Linked DNA regions of Mus musculus: regions 1, 3 and 4 are each linked to region 2. The links are chromatin contacts, found by Hi-C or POLR2A ChIA-PET in ENCODE. All regions are on one chromosome and are shown on one strand. The core of a region is the stretch at or near the end of the contact, and the rest is flanking DNA. Distances in the headings are between cores, read along the strand shown. Region 1 overlaps Gm29927 (a long non-coding RNA gene). Region 2 holds the start of Pik3r1 (phosphoinositide-3-kinase regulatory subunit 1). Region 3 has its middle 3.1 kb from the start of Gm29927. Region 4 has its middle 15 kb from the start of Gm36703.

Evidence for each region. A loop is a pair of places that touch in the nucleus more often than their neighbours do. ChIA-PET counts read pairs that join two places held with the same protein, here RNA polymerase II (POLR2A).
Region 1: a loop to region 2 is called in a map of left cerebral cortex, with 18 times the contacts of the local background. The contact joins the enhancer-like site here to the promoter of Pik3r1 in region 2. A Hi-C loop is called at or near these places in 1 of 37 maps with a recorded cell type or tissue (left cerebral cortex). POLR2A ChIA-PET finds 5 or more read pairs at or near these places in 1 of 5 experiments (Patski).
Region 3: a loop to region 2 is called in a map of T-helper 2 cell, with 2.2 times the contacts of the local background. The contact joins the enhancer-like site here to the promoter of Pik3r1 in region 2. A Hi-C loop is called at or near these places in 1 of 37 maps with a recorded cell type or tissue (T-helper 2 cell). POLR2A ChIA-PET finds 5 or more read pairs at or near these places in 1 of 5 experiments (Patski).
Region 4: a map of left cerebral cortex shows a loop between it and region 2 (2.1-fold over the local background). The contact joins the enhancer-like site here to the promoter of Pik3r1 in region 2. A Hi-C loop is called at or near these places in 5 of 37 maps with a recorded cell type or tissue (gastrocnemius, heart and left cerebral cortex).

Annotation. Positions count from the first base shown.
Region 1 is chr13:102,571,981-102,575,329 of GRCm38, forward strand. All of the region lies in intron 1 of Gm29927 (a long non-coding RNA gene), which reads right to left. Among named protein-coding and RNA genes, the nearest start is that of Gm29927, 19 kb to the right of the region's middle. Within about 2 kb of position 1,844, at least 2 of the 3 ENCODE cell types and tissues checked have a DNase peak (open chromatin) inside an H3K27ac peak, as active enhancers do; they include left cerebral cortex, where a contact is called at or near this core.
Region 2 is chr13:101,766,686-101,770,036 of GRCm38, forward strand. Pik3r1 (phosphoinositide-3-kinase regulatory subunit 1) reads right to left here and starts at 1,532. Exons shown (of 16, transcript NM_001077495.2): 1 at 1,292-1,532.
Region 3 is chr13:102,593,761-102,597,161 of GRCm38, forward strand. No RefSeq gene overlaps it. Among named protein-coding and RNA genes, the nearest start is that of Gm29927, 3.1 kb to the left of the region's middle. Within about 2 kb of position 2,070, at least 1 of the 3 ENCODE cell types and tissues checked has a DNase peak (open chromatin) inside an H3K27ac peak, as active enhancers do.
Region 4 is chr13:102,332,888-102,336,142 of GRCm38, forward strand. No RefSeq gene overlaps it. Among named protein-coding and RNA genes, the nearest start is that of Gm36703, 15 kb to the right of the region's middle. Within about 2 kb of position 1,545, at least 2 of the 3 ENCODE cell types and tissues checked have a DNase peak (open chromatin) inside an H3K27ac peak, as active enhancers do; they include gastrocnemius and left cerebral cortex, where a contact is called at or near this core.

The DNA of each region.
Region 1 (3,349 bases), core at 594-3,093, 810 kb after region 2:
CCTTCTCTGTAAAGTGCAAAGCATTTCTTTCCATGTGGCCCTCTGTCTCCAATATCATGAAGCTAATTGTATTCAGGTAAAACCATTCTCCCTTCATTACTCTTTTCCAGGAGAAGACTTCTACTGAGAGATAGCTATCCAACTGTCTACACAGTATATTAAGAATGTCAAATAAAGGAATCTCTCACCAAAACCATCCAGTCCCCTCTTTCCAGATATGTTATTCTTAATTCCTACATTGCATTCCATTAAGAAACCTGTAGATATATATATGAAAAGAAGCTGGATCAGGCCATGGGGTGTAAAGCCAAGGACAGAAATGATTGTATATTTCCTAGTCATTACATCTACATAGATTCATTGGCAGAAAGCCTGTTCCTGATGGATTGGATATAACTCAACTAAACCACCACTGATGAAAGTTCAACACTTGCTACATACAGGTCGCTGTGCCTGCTGATGGGAAGAAAAGAAAGCAGAGTGCTATGCCTCTACCCATAGACACACACTGGGACCTTATTATGACTTGTCTTGTTTCCTTTCTAATTGTAAATTATATTATAAAACCCTATGGGTTTCAAATATTATCATGAATTTCACTGTGCCTCACTCTGGGCACATTTTAAAATATCTAAATAGCTTTTATAAAGTTTTTTTTGCTATGTACAAAATATCTTCAGTAAATATATCATATGCAACATTACTTTCCATTTACTTAATGTAACATTCCAATAATTTTATATAGTAGTAATTTTATTTATCGTTGGACTCCAGGGTACCTATGGAAGGTAATAACTTCCTGCTTATTCAGCTAAAGACTTTGTTTTCTCTTTAACTGAGACTGCACAGCAGATGCAACCCCCGGTTAATGAGAAGCCAGAATTTACTTGAATATTACAGGTCATTAGTTGGGTGATTGTCTCACTATTACAGACTATTAAGAGGTTCTTTCTGTTTTCCTTCCTTTCTTTAGTTATCAACTCTATTCCTTAGAGCAACTATGTAGCTTTAGTTCTACTGTGGCAGATCCCTGCTAGAAAGACAACAACCAAGCAGTTAGTGGCTGTGTGTCCCTCTAGCCCATTAGAGCTGATCCTTTAAAGTTCTGTGTGGGAACTGGCTTGTTTGTGCTTCTATGTCCTCTGTTGTGTTCAAGGGTAACTGTTTCTCTGTGTAACGTTTCACATACTGCGTTTCCTTCTGTCTAAAACATTGCTCTAATTCTTAAAATTAGAAGTGACTTTTTCTGAAAGCTAGGAGAAGCAGCAGCTTAGCATGGTGGGGCATATGGCTTCTGACAGCCTTCTGACAAAGGGCACAGGCTCTGATCACAGGGCACAGGTCCCAAGAGGAAGTAGGAGGGATCAGGGGAATGTTACACCAGGCCAGCCCTACTTTTCTGCACAGAAAACCACAGACCTCCACACAAGAAAGGGAAATTCCCCAACCTCTGTGCCAGTTTCCAAACCATAGAAGATGGCCAGCCATTCTACACAAGCTGCAGTTTTCAACGGCCTTTTCAAGCATGCCTCACAGCTCTTGAATAAATCAGATCATCCTCAATTCCCAAAGAAAGTGGCTGAGTCACAGAGGCTTGGCAAGGTGGCTGGGGAAAGTCCCTTAGTGGGGGAGCTGAAGGCAGAAGGCAGAGCTCCCAACTCCTTGTCCTGGACAAGGGGAAAGAGGCCACCCTGCCTCTTTATTATGTCCATCAGGGAACAGAAAACCAATTGTGACCCCCTAAGTCTCACAAAAGAGCAGTTCACTGCACTGCCAACAGTGGGCTCTGAATAAACGAAGCCTTGTGCTAAAAGTCTGCTGATCACAGTGCTCTGCTCCAAAGCCCAGAGCACCCTGACAGGATGGCCAGGCCGCAACAACTCAATTGCCTGGTTGGTGGGCAGTCCGCTAGTGCACGGCTTGCCAGGGAAGGGGGAGTCAGTAGGTCAGCCATTGAGGCCATGTTCTAGAAGAAGATGGAAACAAAGCATGCAGAAAGCCTTTTCTTGTGAGCGAGTTAACCCTTGCTTCTGAGTCACATATTTGGACTCGTTGGAGGCTTACAAGCAATGTTGGCACACCTGCTGACATAGGCTCAAGAGGTTGAACATATTTTGTCTTAACATGCATGTAGGTTTGGGGCTATACTAATGATGCCCATGAGACCATGAACTGGACAAGGAATTCCCAGGAATATTCTAAAAAAAAAAAAAAAAAGCCAAGAACTCAGCTCTTAAATGCTCTCAAGTCTGTATTTTACCTCAAACAATATAAGGAGAAGGAAGCAGACACATTAAGATAAATTGCCCAAATTGGCTAAATTTCACTGTAATAACAACTCTAAAACCATAGTAACCAAGCAATTCTTATTTCTTATCATCTGTTGATAGAATGGCTCTGTTTATAAGAGTCAAATCCCCATTTTACATATTCTCAAGAGAGAAGGGACAGCTCTGCAGGGTCTCTCGCTGACATAAAATAATACAACTTTTAAGAGTGACACATGTCATTTTGCTCAAAATCCATTGGCCAAATCTACTTGTATTGTCCTTTTCAATCTTTTTTATTAGATATTTTCTTTATTTACATTTCAAATGTTGTCCCCCTTCCTGGTCTCCCTCCAAAATCCCCCCTTATCCCCTCTTCCCTCCCCCTGCTCACCAACCCACCCATTCCCACTTCCTGGCCCTGGCATTCCCCTATACTGGGGCATAGAGCCTTCACAGAACCAAGAGGCTCTCCTAGCATTGATGACCGAGTAGGCCATCCTCTGCTACATATGCAGCTGGAGCCATGAGTCCTACCATGTGTACTCTTTGGTTGGTGGTTTAGTCCCAGGGAGCTCTGGGGGTACTGATTAGTTCAAATTGTTGTTCCTCTTATGAAGCTATAAACCCCTTCAACTTCTTGGGTCCTTTCTCTAGCTCCTTCATTGGGGACCCTGTTCTCAGTCCAATGGATGGCTGTGAGCATCTCCTTCTGTATTTGTCAGGCACTGGCAGAGCCTCTCAGGGAACAGTTATATCAGTCACCTGTCAGCAAGCTCTTGTTGGCCTCCACAATAGTGTCTGAGTACCAGAGGACCAAACAATACCACTCCTGGGCATAAACCCAGAAGATGCTCCAACAGGTAATAAGGACACATGTTCTACTATGCTCATAGCAGCCTTATTTATAATAGCCAGAAGCTGGAAAGAACCCAGATCTCCCTCAACAGAGGAATGGATACAGAAAATGTGTACATTTACATAATGGAGTACTACTCAGCTATTAAAAATGATGGATTTATGAAAATCTTAGGCAAATGGATGGATCTGGAGGATATCATCCTGAGTGAGGTAACCTAATC
Region 2 (3,351 bases), core at 282-2,781:
ACACAAGCTAATGAAATATTAAGAGAGGCTTGCACAAGGAGCCTAGGTCAACCAGCTTTGTGAGTAACCCTACCACCTAAAACTTGAAACTCGATCTCACTGAAATGACAATCTCATGCTACACTTAAAACCCGGAACTGCTTCATCCTTTCCTATTTCACACTGTCTGACAAAGAGGAAAAAGACAGGAAAAGAAAAGGGGGAAAATTAAGTCCTAAAATCATGAAACCCCTAAATAAAGCATAAATTCACACCAGTACAGCAATAGAGCCTGCAGCTTCTTCAAGAATTAACGGTGGAAGTGAGACCTTTCCGGTATTACTAGCGCCAGGAGCAGAATTCCCCTGAATACAGTGCCGGCACACAGCATTCAACATGTCACAGCCACTCCGCTCACACCCTTGCGTTATTGTGCGCGAAAGCTGGTTACTAAAATGCATTTCTGTACATGCGTGCCTGGTCAGAGCGTTTCTATTCTCTTTGTCTCGTGATCTGCCGGGCAGTTTCTGCCTTTGGGAAGGAAGTAGCTTGCAGACAATTCCCCCAGATATTTTAGCTCTGGCTTGCACGCGGGCCGGTTCTCCCTGGCCGGCAGCTTAGTGCTGGGCAGGTCCTTCCAGGGTCGCCCCGCGTTAGGAAAAGCTGGATTTCCGGGCGGTGCCAGGATCCCACTCATTATGCCTCCAGCAACCTGCCCAAGCCCGGCGGGCGCCAGACGCCGAGCTAGAGCCCCAGCCACCGACCGCCCCGAGGAGCACTTCCCCCACCCCGGAAGAGGAGGGAGGCAAACTTCGGAGGGCGGGGGCTGGGGGCGAGCTCCGGGGACCACCATGGCCCAGCCTGGCCGGAGACCCCGGCTGGGGCTCCGGGCCTGGAGGGTACGCCGCGCTAACGCAAAGGCAGCGATCCAGGCACTCTCCTCGCGCGCTCCCGGCTTCGGAAAGCTGCAGGGCGATCGGGGACCCTCGGAAGCGTGAGGTGACGGAGGAGGAGGGGAGCCGGTGACCGCTGGCAACTCCAGGACCGAACGCTCCGGGTAACGAGCACAGCCCGCCCGGGGTGGCACGAAGGAAATGAGAGCAGGAGGTGGCTGCGACCAAGCAAGCTGGTCACTGGCCGGAGAAGGCTTCCAAGTGGCCGAGAGATGCTGGCGACTGGGAGCTGGCAGCCTGCTCGCTTCCCCTTGAGTGGCTCGGCAGCAGAAGTGGCTGCCGGTGACAGGAAGAGCAGCGGCCGTGCGCGTTCGCACCGCTTCCCCCTCCCGGGCACACCGGGACCCGCCGCCGCCTACCTCCGGGTCGGCTCGCTTCCTTCCTCTGCCCAGCCTGGGCTTCAGCGGCCTCTGAAGCTCCCAGCTCCCAGGCTCCTGCGATCCAGCTGCGACCTGCCGTCGCTTCGCTGTCCCGGTTCCTTGGCTGCACAGCCGTCCTCACCGCTACCGCTGCCGCTGCCGCTGCCGCTGCTTCCTCCAACTCGGCTCCAGCTGCTAGCTACTCCTCTCCCTGAGCGGCGCAGCTCCAGCGCCAGGCGCCAGCCCCACCCCGGGCCCGCCCCTGCGCCCCGCCCCCAGATACACACCAATCAACGCCCGAGACCCCGCCCCCCAGCGCCCGAGCCGCGCCCTCCGCCTCTGCCAGTCTCCGGGAGGGCTACCAAGGTCTAGGAGCTACGCTCTGTGCTGCCGACCCTACCCCGCACCCCTCGCTGCCCTCGCCCCCGCCCCCGGCTCGGGGATGCCCCGGGCGACTGGACGGCGCGCGCCCTCCGCTACGGAGCGCTCTAACTCTGCGTGCTTGGGGCTGGCTCGCCTGCGGGGCGTCGCCCAGGCCCGAAGCAGGGAGTTCAAATGGGGATGGGGGTGGGGGGTGGGAAATAAGTTCAGGCCTCTCTGGAGCCCAGCCGGCTGCCTGCGAGACCCTGCCTCTTTCGAATCCACTAGAGCTTCAGGACAGTGGCTGGGTTCAGGAAGATGCAGATGCGAGGGCTCGCCAAAGCGGGGAGGCCCTGTAATTCCTGGCCTTGCCTGCCCAGCTTCCCTAGTGGTCAGAAAAACCGCGCCACCCGGCGTGGCACTCCCGGGGTGAAGGAGGGGTGAAAGGGTGAGCTGGAGCAACGAGTGCCCGCCGCCTGCAAAAGCCTGGCACGGCTGCCTCCAGGAACCAAGGCGGGATCTAGAGGAAAAGGAGTGTTCTGTGAGGAGGGCGCATACCGGGTGATCTCTGGCAGTCCTTGCAAGGCAGAGCCTATGTAGGTCATTCAGCCAGTCCACCGCCTTCTAACGCTTCTGATAGGCTGGAGAAACTCAAATGAAGTCTATGGTTTGTTAGATGTAAAAATGTAGATCCTTGGAGTAGAAACCACTATGGAAGCTGCTCAAGAAAAAAGTGATAATGGCTCAGCCTTCCCAGATAAGAAAGGATGATAGCCCCGTGTTTTGTCTTCATAAAAACGTTCAAGAACTCATGGACTTTTTAAATTTTGCTCCCAAAATATGTCTTATTTTGTAGTTCAGGAACCTGTAGCCACCCACCCTTCTTGCCCTAAAGATCCCTTTTGCAGCTATTCTGGCAACAAAATGCTTTTTCTTAACCAAGAACTTAGTCTGTTGTCAAATTCTAAATTTGGTAGTGTATTACTGTGAGTTTTGGAAGCAGAGGGAAAAAATGAAATTCACAGTTTATGTTAAACAAATGCAGTCACGTTTAAAGGTGACGCCCATTCTAAAAGAAGAGATCTCAGTACACAATTCAGGTACTAATGTTTCTGGTACTCTTGGTATCTAATAAAGACAAAAGCAGGCTGCTACCCACATCACATTTAAGAATTTGCCTACCCATTGGACACGCAAACTTTATATGCCCCAGTACAGGGGAACGCCAGGGCCAAAAAGGGGGAGTGGGTGGGTAGGGGAGTGGGGGTGGGTGGCTACGGGGGACTTTTGGTATAGCATTGGAAATGTAAATGAGCTAAATACCTAATAAAAAAATGGAAAAGAAAAGAAAAAAAAAGAATTTGCCTACACAGAAGATGGCCTAGTTGGCCATCACTGGGAAGAGAGGCCCTTTGGTATTGCAAACTTTATATGCCCCAGTACAGGGGAATGCCAGGGCCAAGAAGCAGAGTGGGTGGGTAGGGGAGCAGGGCGGGGGGAGGATATAGGGAACTTTCAGGATAGCATTTGAAATTTATATAAAGAAAATATCTAATAAAAAATAAAATAAAGAATTTGCCTACCATTCAGGATGTGGTGACAAGTCTGTAATCCCAGCACTTTGAAGCTGAAGCCATAGTCTCGAGTTCAAACCAGCCTAGTCTTTATAGAATCTCTCTGAATATAGATTATGTTAATTT
Region 3 (3,401 bases), core at 820-3,319, 830 kb after region 2:
TTTTTCACTTTGCAATAGGGAGTCCTTAGAGAGGCAAAGATTCTAGGAAAAAGTAGAACACCCGTTACATAAGTCTTTTTTTTAACCCAAGTACATAGGATGCTAATCGTTCCAAGACTAATCATTATCTAGCGTGCTTTGGTCATTCCTTAGTGCCAGTGGCAACACAGAGCAAGAGGAGGATCCTTGGATTGCTATCTGCGTGTGGGCCAACAAGGGAAGGCCATGTCAGACAACTTCCAGCACAGAAAGTCACCATCCTGAGCTATGACCATAACTTTCAGGCCCATTCCCTCCGAATACTCTCACCCATGGTTCCTCAGAACCGGAACCAGCATACACAGCATCTTCTGGGGTCCCTAAGGAGATGCATGTTAAGTTCCAGAGTCTGAGTTGGCGCTCAAGACCCAACTGAATCCAGAAAGCTAAAAGAAAATTATTCTTCCTCGCCATGTCAGAACAGCTCCATGCCCAGAAGTCTCTGATGTCATAAGAGTGTTCTTATACTTACACTTATGTTGTACCTGGACCATAGCCAGACAAGCAGCAGAACTGGTATGGTAGGAACTCATCCAGAAATGGAGGGGACAACCTGTGTGCTTCCTCTGCGTGCTTTCTTTGTTTCCCAGAACCACTTACCCTGCCCCGGGTGTGTGTGTGCATGTGAGAGCAGCACATACTATACCAATGCAGACATGCCCATCAAATGCATTGGCCAAAGCCAATCAGATTTCTTCCTCTACTTTTACCCACCTTATTTCCTGAGACAGGGCCTTTCCATAAATCAAAAGCTCACCAGTTTGGGCCAAGCTGGCTGGTCAGAGAACTCTCAGGATCTGTCTGTCTCCACCCCAGTGCTAAAGGGACAGGCATGCACAGTCATGCACAGCTTTTTTGTGTGCTTACTGGAGATTCAGACTCAGGTCCACCCTGTTTTCATAGAAAGCCATCTTACATACAAGCCACCTCCACAGGCTCCTGGCCTAGCTTCTCAAAGTCCCTTCCAAGCTGCCTGTGACACCTCCAATGAGTGTTTAAAAAATCTGCTTTCACTCATGCAGTTGTCTGCCCTTGTTTACAACCAGGCCTACTCCTTTCCCCTCCCCAACTTTGCCTGTGACTATCCTAGGATGGGGGCGACCACCTGCTTCTGTCCTTTCTCCTTCTAGATTGTTTACATACTTATCTGGGGACCTTTCCTTTTAATTTTAAGAGTTTGGTTTTTTTTTTACAATGGGAACAGGAAACGATTAAAACTGTTACATTCATATTCCCAGAAACATTTGTCATAATAACTGAAAGGCAGGAGCAACTCAGTGTCCATGAAATAGATGAATGGATAAATGATATGTGGCGCCTAATCCAATGGGGTTCTGCTTACCAGTGCTCAGTTCTGACACATGCTACAGGTTGTTGGGAACCATGTTGTGCTCAAAGTTAAGTAAGCCAATCACAAAAGGACAACTATTACATGACTTCACTTCCTGAGATACCCAGAAGGGTCAAAATCCAACCAACAAAGGATGGCTTCTTGGAAAGAGGAAATGAGAGGAGAGTTACTGGTTAGTAAGTACAGAGTCTAAGTTAGGAAGAGAGAAAGATCCAGAAACAGATGGCTGGATGGTAACGATGGTAGCACAATAATGTATATGTACTTTACCTAACTGGACTGATTGATTTCATGTTAAGTATAGATTACCACAACTTCAAAACATTTAAAATTTAATTTTGAACCAAAAGAAGAAGGAGGAGGAGGAGGAGCAGGAGGAGGAGGAGGAAGAAGAGCAGCTCCTGATTGAAGCCCATGTACTAAATGCAATAGAACTGAAACCCAAGGTTGGTTCTGACTTTGCAGATTGACCCCTCACCTACTCTATTGTACCTAAAATGCTCCCAAACTTCTAGTGGTTTGCAGAGGCCTGTGAGGCAGTGGCCTGACTCTGAGAGCCAGCGCATCCCCGGAGGCCCCACAAGATGTGATCTTTCCCACTTGTTTCTGCTGGGATGATAAGCACTCACCAAATGACACGCCGAGAAAGATTACATAAAAGCAATTTTCCACAGTGCTATTTCTAGACCTTGTATGAGTCATGTGTCACCTTCTGAAGCGATTGCATTGCTAATGAAGGCTCTCAATGCACAATACAGCAAGAACCCTGCAAAATCCTACTGGCAAGGGAAAGAAAGAAATTGGTGTTTCATTCTGGTGTCTTCATCCAGAAGGGTTAGAGGTAAACCAGATGGAAGAACCAGTCACTTATGCCAGGGCTACCTACCTCAGTGTGTGGAGAACACCCTCTGTCTCTCTGTCATACACAATGTTTCTAAGAGTTTACTGTGTCAGCTATAAGAAATACGATGATATATTTCTTTTTTTTTTCTTTTTCAGTGATGTATTTACTAAGGTAAGTCCAGCTCATGTGGTGTTTACAATGTGATTCTTGTGTATGAACAAAGACATTTAGAAAGGCCATTTTTATGGTACCTATAAATGCACTGTCCTAGTGTTGAAAAGATTCCAAAAGATCAGTTGGGCCCTAGTCCAAATCTTCTCATTGATGGCAGTTCACAGGACAGCCAGCTACCCAAGGACTTATGCAAATTAGCATATGCTGACCTTTCTACAGGCCTCCCATATAGAGCTAAGTAAGCATGCAGAGGAGATGACTCTGAAAAAATGATAAATTGTTACCCAAACAATAAGAACTCCAAATAGCGCCCTGTTTAAAAAGGAATAAAGAAACAGAAACATTCAGAGAATCAACCATTTGCCTGGGGTATCCCAGAGTGGCCCAGGGTAGCCCAGTGTAGCCCAGGTCTGGCTTCTGCTCATGTCCTGAAGATGTTGTCTCACCTACTCCTTTCTCACTCTTCACTCTGATCATTATTGTCATGGAGAGAACGTCCCTCCTGGAATCATGTCTGCCACCTATGTAAGCTATCCCTCATGCATTATCTTTACATGCAGTTCCTTGATTCTCAGAACAAGAGGCAACAGTAGACATTCAGTCAGGTCACTGAATGTGCCCAAGACCACATGCCTAATTAGTGACATGGCAAGTGGTAAATCTTTTTCTCTCTCATCATCCAGTGGCATGTAGGAATCAGACAGCATTTAATATTAATAAATAAATGGATTTTTATTTTCTATAGAACCAACCACTGTGGTTTTGGCTTAAAAGGTGGCCCAGGGGATATAAGTACAAACCATTCCTGGGATTAATGAGATCAGCATACAGGAGCAACAGGATCCAGGACTCTGAAGGAACATTTCTCTTCTTAGTACATACTATCCTTCTGATAACCTGTATGTCTTACATCGTCACACTTTGTGTAATTTGATATGACAGTCCTGACTGACTAGGTCTTGATCATACATTGGAAACATGGGTCTGTGTGTA
Region 4 (3,255 bases), core at 295-2,794, 570 kb after region 2:
AGGAGCTAGAGAAAGTACCCAAGGAGCTAAAGGGAACTGCAACCCTATAGGTGGAACAACAATATGAACTAACCAGTACCTCGGAGCTCTTGTCTCTAGCTGCATATGTATCAAAAGATGGCCTAGTCGGCCAACACTGGAAAAAGAGGCCCATTGGACTTGCAAACTTTATATGCCCCAGTACAGGGGAACGCCAGGGCCAAAAAGGGGGAGTGGGTGGGTAGTGGAGTGGGGGGCAGGGTATGGGGGAATTTTGGGATAGCATTGGAAATGTAAATGAGGAAAATACCTAATAAAAATATTTTTTAAAAAGGTGTGGGGTTTTTCTCCTTCACATTGAGAACAAGAGCGGTGAAAATGAAAATGAATTATTTTAGTGACAGAAGTGGACACATCCAGTCTAATGCCCTGGCTCCTTTTTCATTTAACTCAGCTTGGTTGCATTCTTCACAGGCTCTTCGTGGCTCTTTGGAAGAGACAAGAATCCCCTGTCAACTTCATAAATCTCAAAGCCTTTTCTCCTCCTGTATTCATTTAGCTATAAGGAAATCACACACACAAACACGCACACACATACACACTCACACATTGTATACATACATATACACAAAATGTTACACATGGACTTAAATGGTGTGGTATTACTTTATTTAATTTTCTCTGACTTTTTCCATATTCTAAGTCTAATGCAGTGAAATTCCCAAATGAAGCAATTTTGTAGTCATATGTGACAAAAGAACCTATTTTATCTTTGAGAAATATGACCATGGAAACAATGTATTTCAGAAAACATCCTTCCTTACTGGTGCAGCTTGATTCAGCCAAGCAACCAACTAGTATTTTACAGAGAAGGGGGAAAAAACAGAAAGGCCCTAAATGCACGGTTATACAAATCAATGCATTAGCCACAGGGAACACTTTCACTGACTGTGACTAAAGTTCATCAGGAGGTACACATGAGGGTGTGTTCCTGTCATCCCAGCAGGCAGGATTCTTAGCTACAGACTGGCTCTATGGTAATTACTTAATTAATTAATATAAATAATAAACAAATAAAAGTCTTCATTTCAACCTGTGGCATCTGCTTGTCCAGCATCCAGCATCCAGCCCTTCCCCCACCCTTTGAAAAGATGTCTTCTCTCTAAAATGCCCAAGAGATTGAGTCTTCTCTCCATAATTCTAAAATTATAATCATATGTTTGATGCTAAATGCTGGTTAGATCTCTTATTCCAAATTGAATTAGTTCTCAAAGGCGATTCCAAATTAGTGATAACCATATGTTCACATCTCAGCAACAGGCACGCGAAGCTATTTCTAGGCTGTTAATTATGCAATCACCAGGGAGTGCGTTTCGGGGTGGGGGTGGGGCTTCTCCTATACTACCATACTGACCCCCCGAAAATCTAGACTCGTAAGCATGACATCAGACATAATTCTTGGACAAATTATATCAGTAACACCTGCAGATCATATATAAAAACAGCAAGACAGAAGCCAGAGAGGGGCCTTGGAGCGCAGCCAAACTCTAGTCTCCGAGGCCACATTTAGCACAAGCCAAGCGGCACGGACCTGAGTTTGCGTGTGATGGATGGGCCCTGCAAGGCACTTCCAGATCATCCGTCATCACTGTTGTTGTTTGCAGGTGCCTCTTGGTGTGGCGATGGAGGAAGGGGAGAGAGGATATATTGCCAACTCATTTGAAAGCCGTTAATACCTCTGCTTATTAAACTCTTTTACTTTTTCCCCTCACTGTTATAATGTATACCCAAGTAGTCTAGCAGCTTCTGTATGCACAAGGAAACCCCTGTGAAAAATCAAACTGCAAATAGCCAGCCAAGATGAAGGAGCTAAACTAGGTAGCCAGAAGGACAAGCAGTGCTCAAAAAGAAATACTTTTCTAGTTAAAAAAAAAAGAAAGAAAGAAAGAAAGAAAAATCCCCATGACAACCTTGAGGCCGAGTGCCTGTTAGATTCCAAAAGAAATGAAAGAAACGGAAAATGGAAGTCTCAGATGGGACAGTTTAGAGTTTGCCTTAGATAACAATCCTAAGCATTATTAAATTTATTTATTCACTTTACAACCCAATATCATCCCTCCTTCTCCTCCTAGTACTCCTCACGGAAGTCCTCCACCCATTCTACCTTCTCTTTTGAGACTGGAAAATCCCCCTCTGGGTGTTAACTGCCTGCCCCCAGACCTTTGCTCATCAACTCCCTGGAGGACTAGGCCAGACAAGGCAAGAGGTTCAGCCCTTGCTCCAGTTGCTTGGAGAACCCACATGAAGACCCAGCTGCTCATCTGCTACATATGTTCAGGGGCCCAGGTCCAACCTGTGCTTGCTCTTTAGTTAGTAAATCACTCTCCGGTAGCCCATAAGGGTCCAGGACAGTTGTCTCTGTTTGTCTTCCTGTGGAACCTCTATCCTACTCTGGTCCTTCAATCTTCCTCCCAACTCTTCCATAAGACTCCCAAGCTCCATCTAATATTTGGGAGTGAGTCTCTGCATCTCTTTCTGTCGGCTGCTGGGTGGAGCCCCCTCCCACCCCACCCATTTCCCTTCTCTACCCTGCTTTCTCTACCTCTGATCCCACCTCCTCCCTCTGCTCCTCTTCCCATCCCCTCTCCCACACAGTTCCCTCCTTCCATTGACCTCCAATATCCATTTTGTTTCCCTGTCTGAGAAAGATTCAGCCATTCTCCCTTGGGTCCTCCTTGTTATTTGACTTCTTTGGGTCTGTTGACTATAGTATAGTTATCTTGTATTTTATGGCTAATACCTACATATAAGTGAGGACATACCATGCATGTCCTTTTGGTTCTGGGTTACTTCGCTCAGGATGATAATTTCTAGTTCCATCCATTTGACTGTGCAGCTCATGATAGATATCCTTGTTTTTAGTGGCTGAGTTTCCAGTTTCTGGCTATTATGAATAAAGCTGCTGTGAACATAGTTGAGCAAGTGCTCTTGGGTATATGCCTAGGAGTGGCATAGCTGGGTCTTGGGGTATAATTATTCCCAGTTTTCTGAGAAACTACCAAATCGATCTCCAGAGTGGTTGTACAAGTTTGCACTCCCACCAGAAATGAGGAGTGTTTCCCCTTGCTCCACAACCTCGCCAGCATGTGCTGTCCTTTGGTTTTTTTTAATCTTAGCCATTGAGATGGGTATAAATCTCAGAATCATTTTGATTTGCATTTCCCTGATGACTAACTGTTGAACATTCCTTTAGGTGTTCATTGGCCATTCGAGATT